2 separate regions of the Homo sapiens genome follow, and region 2 is linked to region 1. A link is an interaction called in ENCODE POLR2A ChIA-PET data of the cell type or tissue named here. Cell type or tissue: Panc1. All regions are shown on one strand.

Region 1 (5,000 bases):
TTCAAAGATTCTAGCATATTACGAAAATATCCTTTGCTGTTTTTCATCTCTTGATCCTTCTAAGATAAATTGGTGTGTGATTTGTTGATAGTATCTTTGTGTGAGGATTGTTTTTCAAAAATTTAAGCTTGAGGTGTTTTGTTTTGTTTTTTAACAACTTTTGGGTGGCTGTTTTTGCCAACAGTACAGGATTTGCCTTCTTTATATTTTGGTTAACTGGAATTCAGGAACAGAGGGGAATTAGAGGAAAAAAGAGGGCAGGGTTTATTTCTCTCACATGACACACTTGCGTTCTAACCAATGACACATGAGGGTTGGCAAAAGCTTCCAATGAGGAAGGGCCAGAATCTTCAGATGCCTAGTCAGGTGGAGGAGGTCCTCTGACGCAGAGGAAATCAGATGCTGTACCCAGCCTGCAGTTGGTAGGCTTTCCATCACTACTCAGAGAGAAAGAAGAAAAATCTATTTGTTTTTGTATTCAAGCCAACCCATACTATGAAACCCTCCCCTTTGTACCAGCATAGAATGTCTCTAGAGAGATTTTCAAGGAACTGGTGATAGCAGTTGTCCATGGGGACCTGGAGTGGGAGGATTTGTTTTTCATGGCATACCCATTTGTACTGTTTGAATTATTTACTGTAGTTTGCTTTTTCAAAAAATGTTCACGCTAGTTGCTTTTAAAAAGCCTTACTCGCTTATGGTTATGCAGGATGTTAGCATTAGGGGAAACTGGGTGAAGAATGTATGGGAACCCTCTGTAGTGTCTGTGTAACTCTTCTGCAAATCTAAATTTACTTAAAAATAAAAAGTTCTTTTAAAAAAAAATGACAGAGGGAAAAAAATACTGTCTTCCTATCCTTCCTATCCAAATTGCCCCATGAGGCAATTTACCTACTAGTCTTGTCATTTCTTTTAAAGATTTTCCTGCTCTCCTGATTCATCTGGCCTCCTGATTGCCAAATACAATACACCTGTCTTAGCCATGGCACTGTGTTTACTGGAGTCAGGCTTTCCTAATGAACATCAGCTGGCAGATACTTGTAAACGTTCACAACAAATCGGAGGAAAAACTCCATGAAAATATTGCTTAAAAGACTTTGACCAAGCTATGTGTCTGCAAAAAGTGTACTGAATTCAGAACCTTTTACAAATTCAGAAACTTGTAAAGCCATTTTTCCCTCAACTTGTAGTCCAGGTAAAAGTACAGGTCAGTCTACATTTTTGGCAAGCCTCCTCAGTGATCCTGATTTCCTATAAAACTGAGTTTCACAGAGTCATCAGAGTGTGTGTGTGTGTGTGTGTGTGTGTGTTGGTTAGTTGGTTGCTTGGTTGGTTGGATGGGGTGTAACTTGATGGATGGGAGGGCTGTGGAGACAGGTGATCAGGAGGCTGTGGCCAATGTCCAGGTGGGAGGAAATAAGCATCTGAAATGCAACAGCAGTGAAAGGTTAGGGAGAGTAGTCAGATACAGAAACTGACTTGAGTTGGTGATTTAGGCGTGTGGAAGACAAAAGTTCGTTGTTCAGACTGCGTAGAAAGAAGAGAATCCGGCAGCTTTTCTAGTTCCTTGCAGGGGTGAAGCACTATTATTAAGGGAAAGAGATGCAATGGACCTTTCTTGCCTTTGATTCCCAGGTGCCTATGCTGCATGCAGATATTTCCTGAGTCCCCATGCTGTGCCAGGCACTGTTCGTGGTGCTGCTTTCCTAGAGATCACATTCAAGGGTAGGGGGACATGCAATACGCAAATAAACATATACATATAGTACATGTCAATTAGATAAGTCCATGAGGAGAAATAGATAAGGGACTAGAGAAATGGGTAATGGGAGCCCTGAGGTTGTTTTTTAGATAGAATGGTCAGTGCAGACTTCTCTGAGGAAGTGATATTTGAGAGACCTGAATGAAATAAGGAGATGTGCCATTGGGCGTGGTAGCTCACACTTGTAATCTCGGCACTTTGGGAGGCCGAGGTGGGCAGATCACCTGAGGTCAGGAGTTGAAGACCAGCCCGGGCAATGTGGTGAAACCCCGTCTGATCTAAAAATAGAAAAATTAGCCAGGTGAGGTGGTGGATGCCTGTAGTCCCAGCTACTCGGTAGGCTGAGGCAGGAGACTCACTTGAACTTGGGAGGCAGAGGTTGCAGTGACCTGAGATCATGCCATTGTACTCCAACCTGGGTAACTCCGTCTCAAAAAAAAAAAAGAAGAGAGATGTGCCGTGCAGGTGCCTGTGGGAAGGGCATTCCACCAGAAGGCACAGTAAAGACGAAGGCCCTGAGGGGTGCAGAAAGGTTTGTTGTCAGGACAACAAGGAGGCCCGTGTGGCTGAGCTGAGCGAGGAGGAGAGTGGGAGGTGAGAGAGGCCAGCACGGTTTTGGAGAAACTTGTAGGAACATCTCTTGGTAACATAGGAGCTTTTGACAGCGTGAACTAGTTGCTATACAGAGAAATGGGAATTAATTAAATGTCCTGGAGCTTTATTTCCTGCCAGCTATCCTGGGAGTTACACACTATAAATGGTTAAAAGAACATTGATCCAGAAGTGGGGAGACATGGCTCCTGTGTGATAGTCTTCCCTTTTGCCCAGATGTTAATTACTTTGTGGCTAACTCCTGGAAGTGCAGAATTGTCCTGTGGCACTCTTGGGAGCATTTGGGAGAGAACATTTATGAGGTCTTCAGGCTTCATGGGTCAGAGGGTGGCTACACTGGGTCAATTAAAGCAACATGAAGGTGGTATGACTTGATCTGCCTCAGAGGATCTTCTTCACTTCTTCTCCCCAATCCAACCCTGGCCTCTCTTCTGAGCAGGATTGGTTGCCGTGGTCTTTACTGCTTTTCTCCCTGATGTGTGAAACAAGCGCCTTCTATGTGCCTGGGGTCGCGCCTATCAACTTCCACCAGAACGATCCCGTAGAAATCAAGGTAAGTGTGTTCCTGGATTTTTGGAGCCTCTGTGCTAGGCAGTGTGTCTGGAGCACCATGGTGAGCTGTTCGTGTCCATCCTGTGGTTGCAGAGAAGAAAGAATAGTGCCAGTTACCCCGGAACTCTGCCTCTCCCTCTCCCTGTGCCTCTGGTTCTCGGTCCCCTCTCTGTTTCTGGTTCTTTCTGTGTCTCTGTCCCTGTGTATGCTTGTGTATATTTGCATCTCGGTCTCTTTCTCACTCTCACTTTTGCTTTCAAGTATTCTGTCTCTGTCATGTATGTGTCCATCTCTTTTTGTGCCTTTGTCTTACTCCACCTGCCTCTTCTTTAGCATCTCTGCCTCCCTTTCTCACCTGCTCCATCTTCTCTGTTACCAGCTTTGTCAGCATAACTCCTAGTGTCTGCTCATATTGTTCATACATTGTGAACGTCTCTTTTCCTTGGCAGTCAGACTTGTAACTTGCAGGAACAGTCATTAAAATAACTTTTACTGAGGGTTATTTACATGCCAGGCATTGTGCATGGCTTAGCTCAGGTTGCCCCCCAAGAACCCACTGGGGCCAATTCCATATGTTACACAGATTTCCTATTCATTTTACAGATGGGGAAACCGAGGCCTGGGAAGGAAAATTAACATGTTCAAGGTCACATAGTGAGGAAGACATAGGGTTAGTTCAAACCCCATCTCTATTTAGAGGAGACGTGGTCTTTCTCTGTTGCCTAAGCTGGAGTGCAGTGGCGTGAGCATAGCTCACTGCAGCTTTGACCTCCCAGGCTAAAGTGATCCTTCTGCCTCAGCCTCCCAAGTAGCTGGGACTACAGGTGTGCACCACCATGCCTGGCTAATTTTTTTTTTTTTTTTTTTAAGTAGAGATGAGGTCTCACTATGTTGCACAGGCTGGTCTTGAACTCTTGGGCTCAAACAGTTCTCATGCTTCAGCCTCCCAGAGTGCTGGGATTATCGGGCATGAGCCACCACACCCAGCCCAAGACCCCATCTCTTAACCACTGCAGTACCTTCTTCCCACTACCTCTGTCAAAAGCTCCCTCCAGAGCAGAGGAGTGGCCTGGAGGTACCAGAGCTGCTCTGGCTTCCAGTCCCACATAGCTAAGTATGTGAGGGTGGACGCCTTGGGTGGGAAGAGAGGGAGTGGGAGGCAACGTAAAGGTGGGACGCATCTCTCTGTAACGTGCATTCTTTTCTCATTGTCCTGAGTGAGAATGCTAAGAAACACAAAATTGTTAAAACAGACTTTTTGGCCATTTTTCCTCAAGCAATTCATGAAATGTTTAATAGAGGTCCTTAATCCCTGCAGTTTCACACCCGGAAAGCTCTGGAACTCAGTTTTTCCAAGCTCACTGAAGGCAAGAACTGACCAGAACTGAACATGAAGCTGTTTATTGACTTTTTCTATTCCACTTAATATGAATATCTTTGCATTTCTCTGCACAAATAGTTATCGAATATGAGGTACTGTCCAGACCCAGCTTGGCTATGGTTTGTATACCACATTGCCTTCTAAAATCTGGAAATTTTCTTTTTCTTTTCTTTTTTTTTTTTGTGAGATGGAATCTTGCTCTGTCACCCAGGCTGGAGTGCAGTGGCATGATCTCTGCTTACTGCAACCTCTGCCTCCCAGGTTCAAGCAATTCTCCTGCCTCAGCCTCCTGAGTAGCTGGGATTATAGGTGCACACCACCATGCCCAGCCGATTTTTGCATTTTTAGTAGAGACGGGGTTTCACCATGTTGGCCAGGCTGGTCTCAAACTCCTGACCTCAAGTGATCTGCCCGCCTCACCCTCCCAAAATGCTGGGATTACAGGGAATCCAGAAAATTTCTAATCCCAAAAAAGAGTTGAAAAAAGATTGTAGACCTGTATTCCAAAAATCTTTTTTACTTTTAGGTGGTGTATGAGGAATGGTCAATAGTTCCTAAATAGTAAAGGTAGTTTTACTTACATTTGGATTAAAATTTTATTTTTTGTAACATTTCGATGGGTTCTATTTTGTCTGTGGTTTCCAGAGCTATATTCTGTGTGCTTGTAGCATTTCCTAAACATTCTTCTTCATT
Region 2 (5,000 bases), 100 kb after region 1:
TCATGCCTGTAATCCCAGCACTCAGGGAGGCCGAGGCAGGCGGATCACGAGGTCAGGAGATCAAGACCATCCTGGCTAACGTGGTGAAACCCCGTCTCTACTAAAAATACAAAAAATTAGCTGGGCGTGGTGGTGGGCACCTGTAGTCCCAGCTACTTGGGAGGCTGAGGCAGGAGAATGGCGTGAACCCAGGAGGTGGAGCTTGCAGCGAGCAGAGATCACACCACTGCACTCCAGCCTGGGCGACAGAGCAAGACTCCCTCTCAAAAAAAAAAAAAAAAAATGTAGTTAGGCCAGGCACGGCTGCTCATGCCTGTAATCTCAGCACTTTGGGAGGCCAAGGTGGGTGGGTCACCTGAGGTCAGGAGTTCAAGACCAGCCTGGCCAACATGGCAAAACTCCATCTCTACTAAAAATACAAAAAGTAGCCGGGCATGGTGGCGGGTGCCTGTAGTTCCAGCTACTCGGGAGGCTGAGGCAGGAGAATTGCTTGAACCCCAGAGGCGGAGGTTGCAGTGAGTGGAGATCACACCACTGCACTCCAGCCTGGGTGACAGAGTGAGACTCCGTCTCAAAAAAAAAAAAAAAATGTAGTTAGGTTCTTCCTGTATAGCCTGTCTTTTTCCACTTACCAGGTCTTGCTTCTGGGGTTCCAGGGCAGTTGCCAGTATTTAACCCTGTTCCCCGCTCTCCGTAGAAGAACGCCTGTGCCATGCTGAAGGACGGGACTGCAGGCTCGCACTTCATGGCCTCTCCGCAGTGTGTGGGCTACAGCCGCAGCACAGCGGCCCCCCTCACGATGACTATGTGCCTGCCTGACCTGAAGGAGATCCAGAGGGCTGTGAAGCTCTGGGTGAGGTCGCTGGATGCCCAGTCGGTCTACGTTGCTACTGATTCCGAGAGTTATGTGCCTGAGCTCCAACAGCTCTTCAAAGGGAAGGTATGTGTGGGCCAAGTGGGAGTGCAGTAGGAAGGGAATGAAAGGAGGAGCCAGGATGGTCCCACTGCCCACTGCATGCTTCACGGGCTCCCCTACAAGCCTTTTGCCTGGACCTACCATTCCTCTTCAGTTCCTACCCTCCTTCAAACCCCAGCTCAGAGGCCTCCTCCGTAGTCTTTCCAGGTTTTCATCCACTCCTGGAGCTCACGTATCCCTGCTGGGACCTTCGTGGCCCTATATCATTTCTTCTCTCGGGCACTTTCTGGACTGTATGAGACTGGTGTAGAAATATGTCTTATTTCCTCCCAGGAGCTGTGGGCTCCTTGAAGGCAGGGTCCAAGGCTGACTCACTGTTAACATTCCTTGATGTCTAGCCTGGTGCTTCGACCTCTTTGGGACTGAAACCCTGCCTTACCATCACCAGTGTCTAGTACAGTGCCTGACACTTAGTAGGCAGTCAGTTTGTTGAATGAGGATGTAGAGAGTGGGCTCTGGGGAGAGATCCAGTATAGTGGAGGAGTTAATAGCAGAGACTCTGGAGTCAGAGAACTTGAATTTACCCACTCTGCAGCCTTGAAAAAGTTATTTGACCTCTCTGTGCTTCTGTTTCCTCATCTATAAAATGGGACTGAATAGTACCTATCTCATAGGGCAGTTGTGAAGGTCAGATGTAAAGAAATTGAAACAGTTCCTGCTACAAAATAAGTGCTCAATAAAGTTAGCTATCATCAGTAGTAGAAATTGGTGGCTGATGAATGAAGGAAAGGATCTTTGTGCTTAGCAAACTGTTGAAGAAGCCGTGAATAGTGAGTATTCAGTACATGAGTAAATACTAGAATGTTCTTGGTCAGTGCTTACTATATCAGTGAAGAGTAATACTCAGGCAATGAGTGAGTACGTATTGATAAAATGACTGAATTAGTATTAAGCATTCCATAGGACTTTGTAGGATGAGTGAAAACCGTAAATGCTGTGCAGGCCTTAAGAGGCAGACACTGGGTACCGCTGGCTTTATATCAAGGGCCTCCCCTTCTCTTTCACCCCAGACACAGGAAGCTCCAGTGCAGAGAGGAAGTGCTAAGTCAGCACATTCTAATCTCCTCCCCACCTACTGAACAGAAAATCAGAGCTGGGGCTGGGCACAGTGGCTCATGCCTGTAATCCCAGGCCAAGGCAGGAGAATTGCTTGAGGCCAGAAGTTCGAGACCAGCCTGGCCTAACATAGCGAGACCCCCATCTCTATTTAAAAAAAAGAAAGAAAGAAAGAAAGAAAAGCAGAAGAAAAATATAATTAAGAGAAAATCAGAGCTGAGAGATCTCAGGGGTTGTCTAACCCAACCCCTCTATTTTATAGCTGAGGAAACCAAAATTCCAAGAAAGGATAGAGTTTACCCAAGCAGTCCCAGAGCTAATTATAATGGGCATGACACAGAGTGGGTAAGTTTCAGAATGTGAGTGGAATTGTTTGGGGGATTTTGGCCATGATTAAACTGGTATTATTTCTTTGCTACAATCCAGATAGCAAGATGATGATTTTTGTTACATCAGAAATCTCTGTGGAACAGCAAAGCACTTTCAGCCCCAACTCTGCCCACATTCCCCCCACCTACCTACAACCCCCAACTACCTCTATACTAAGCTGAAGCATTTGGAGAGTCCCAGGGAGTTTTTTTGTGAGTTTTTGGAGTCAGTGTATCTGTTACACCTTGAACCTCTTGCCATTTTCTATTTCCTGTCCCTATGCCAGTCTTCTCATCCCTCCCCACCCCTCAACTCCCTTCTCCATGGGTTCAGAGGCCACCTTTATCCTGAACTAAGCCTTCCTCCTCCATTAAGCTGGTCCAGTGCTGAGTAAGGGTACCAGTAAATAAGATGTGGTCCCGCTCTCCAGGGCTCACATTCTAGACCCAGGAAAAGAGACTGCAGAGAGCTATAACGTGGGCCACAAGGTGGATTCAGGAGCTTGCTAGAGAGATGGGCAGGTCCATTCATTCACCTGTCCACTCACCAGATTTTTACTGGGGCAGGCTCTGTGCTGGGCCTGGCCAGCAGTGGAGAGCAAACCAACACAGCTCTAGCCCCAGTCAGGGGCAGGAGATGATGCTAATCAGAGAATCACTAAGGAGTGGAAACTATAAGCAGAGATGTGTGCTCCAAAGTAGAGCAGCAGGGTTCTGTGAGAGTGAAGAGCAGAGGATGCTGGCCTAGGCTAGAGGGCCAGGGAGCGCTTCCCCAAGGAGGCACCACTGAAGCCGAGATGCGAAGGAGAACTAGGAGCTAACCAGGTAAAGGGAGGTACACCCCAAACAGCACAGCACGCACAAAGGTCCTGAGGAGGGCGGGAGCCTGGGTAGGGGCTGGATGATGGGGGTGGGATAAGAAGAGGCCCAGCGAGGACCTTGTAGGCCACGTTCACAATTTGTCACCCTTATCTGAAGGGCAATAGGGCATCATTAAAGGGTGTTCCACTTGGAGGGCGGGAAGGACAGGTGTGAGGTTATCTCGAAAAGTTTCTTCTGGCTGCTCTGTGGTGAGCAGACCAGGAGAGGCAGTGAGGGGACCAGGGAGAGGCTGTTGCAGTCCATCAGGCAAGAGATTGTGATGATTGGGCCCAAGGAGTGGCCCTCCCTCAAGAGAAGGGCTCACCTTTGGGGAATATCTCAGGGGTAGATTGGACGGACCTTGGGCTTGGATTTGGGGTACATGGGAGATGGAGGCATCCAGCCCAGAATTGGAAGGTGTGGAGCTCTCTGTTCCCCTCTCTGGTTTGGTGGGGAAGTCCACCAGGCCAGGGCTTTAGGAAAAATAGAATTTGAGCTTAGCCTTAAGAGTCTGGTCAGGCCAAGCACAGTGGCTCACACCTGTAATCCCAGCTATTTGGGAGGCTGAGGCAGGAGGATCACTTGAATCTCAGAGTTCAAGACCAGCCTGAGCAACATAGCAAGACTCCTCCTCTAAAAAAATTGTTTTAAATTAACCACGTGTGGTGGTGCACACTTGTAGTCCCAGCTACTTGGGAGGCTGAGGTGGGAGATTGCTTGAGCCTGGGAGGTTAAGACCCACCTGGGCAGTATAGCAAAAGCCCATCTCAAAAAATTAATAAAATAAAAGAGTCTGGTCGGTATTTTAATGGGTGTTGAAGCAGCATTCCAGGCAGAGGGAACAGCACAAGTGAAGACATGAAGGTGTGAATGGTGTGTTTGGAGCTGAGGCTCCTGGAGCCCGGAAGGGTGGGGTGGGCCTAGGCAGCAGCTGGGCAATGCTTCCCTCAGACACTGAACCACATCTTCCTCTTCTCTGCCCCTCCTTTTGTGTCTGTAACTGCAGCTCAGGGAATAAGGTTGGGGGTGTGGATGGCAGGCCTTGGCCTGTAGCCACCCCAGCTTATATGCTCTGTGCTTCTTCCTGCAGGTGAAGGTGGTGAGCCTGAAGCCTGAGGTGGCCCAGGTCGACCTGTACATCCTCGGCCAAGCCGACCACTTTATTGGCAACTGTGTCTCCTCCTTCACTGCCTTTGTGAAGCGGGAGCGGGACCTCCAGGGGAGGCCGTCTTCTTTCTTCGGCATGGACAGGCCCCCTAAGCTGCGGGACGAGTTCTGATTCTGGCCGGAGCACCAGACCCTCTGATCCTGGAGGGACCAGAGTCTGAGCTGGTCCTTCCAGCCAGGCCTGGCAGCCAGAGGTGCTCCGGGATTGCAAACTCCTCTTCTCACCTGCCAAAGATGGAGAAGAGTGCCAGGGACCCCTCAAGGAGGGAGACGCTCCATATCCCAGGGCATAGGACTTGCAGGTTCCTAGGAGCAGGAGCATCTCCCATCGCACGTGCTTTCTGCTCTTCTGGGAATTTCTCACACTGGCAAAGCAGTCCAGCCTCCGTCTTCTGGTCCACTCTGCTCTGAGCAGCCTGGGATGCTGAACTCTTCAGAGAGATTTTTTTATAGAGAGATTTCTATAATTTTGATACAAGGTCATGACTATCCTAGAACTCTCTGTGGTTTTTGAAAATCATTGAATTCTATTAATGTAGGTACCTAAAGTGACCTTAACTGAATGTGGATGA

What was found. Peaks named below come from ENCODE experiments on the same cell type or tissue, not always from the same donor. Only the 100,000 strongest peaks of a DNase experiment are listed, where the experiment ranks them.
Region 2: POLR2A ChIA-PET joins it to region 1 with 10 read pairs; 2 of 35 experiments call an interaction of 5 or more read pairs at or near these places.

Annotation. Positions count from the first base shown.
Region 1 is chr20:32,130,200-32,135,199 of GRCh38, forward strand. It overlaps TM9SF4 (transmembrane 9 superfamily member 4), which reads left to right. Exons shown (of 18, transcript NM_014742.4): 2 at 2,814-2,927. Among named protein-coding and RNA genes, the nearest start is that of TM9SF4, 23 kb to the left of the region's middle. RefSeq lists an enhancer at 3,083-3,242. In Panc1, no CTCF peak of the experiment used is centred here; no DNase peak of the experiment used is centred here.
Region 2 is chr20:32,230,122-32,235,121 of GRCh38, forward strand. It overlaps POFUT1 (protein O-fucosyltransferase 1), which reads left to right. Exons shown (of 7, transcript NM_015352.2): 6 at 698-940; 7 at 4,352-5,000. The coding sequence ends at 4,540. It overlaps LOC124904884 (a long non-coding RNA gene), which reads right to left and starts at 920. Exons shown (of 2, transcript XR_007067560.1): 1 at 633-920. In Panc1, no CTCF peak of the experiment used is centred here; no DNase peak of the experiment used is centred here.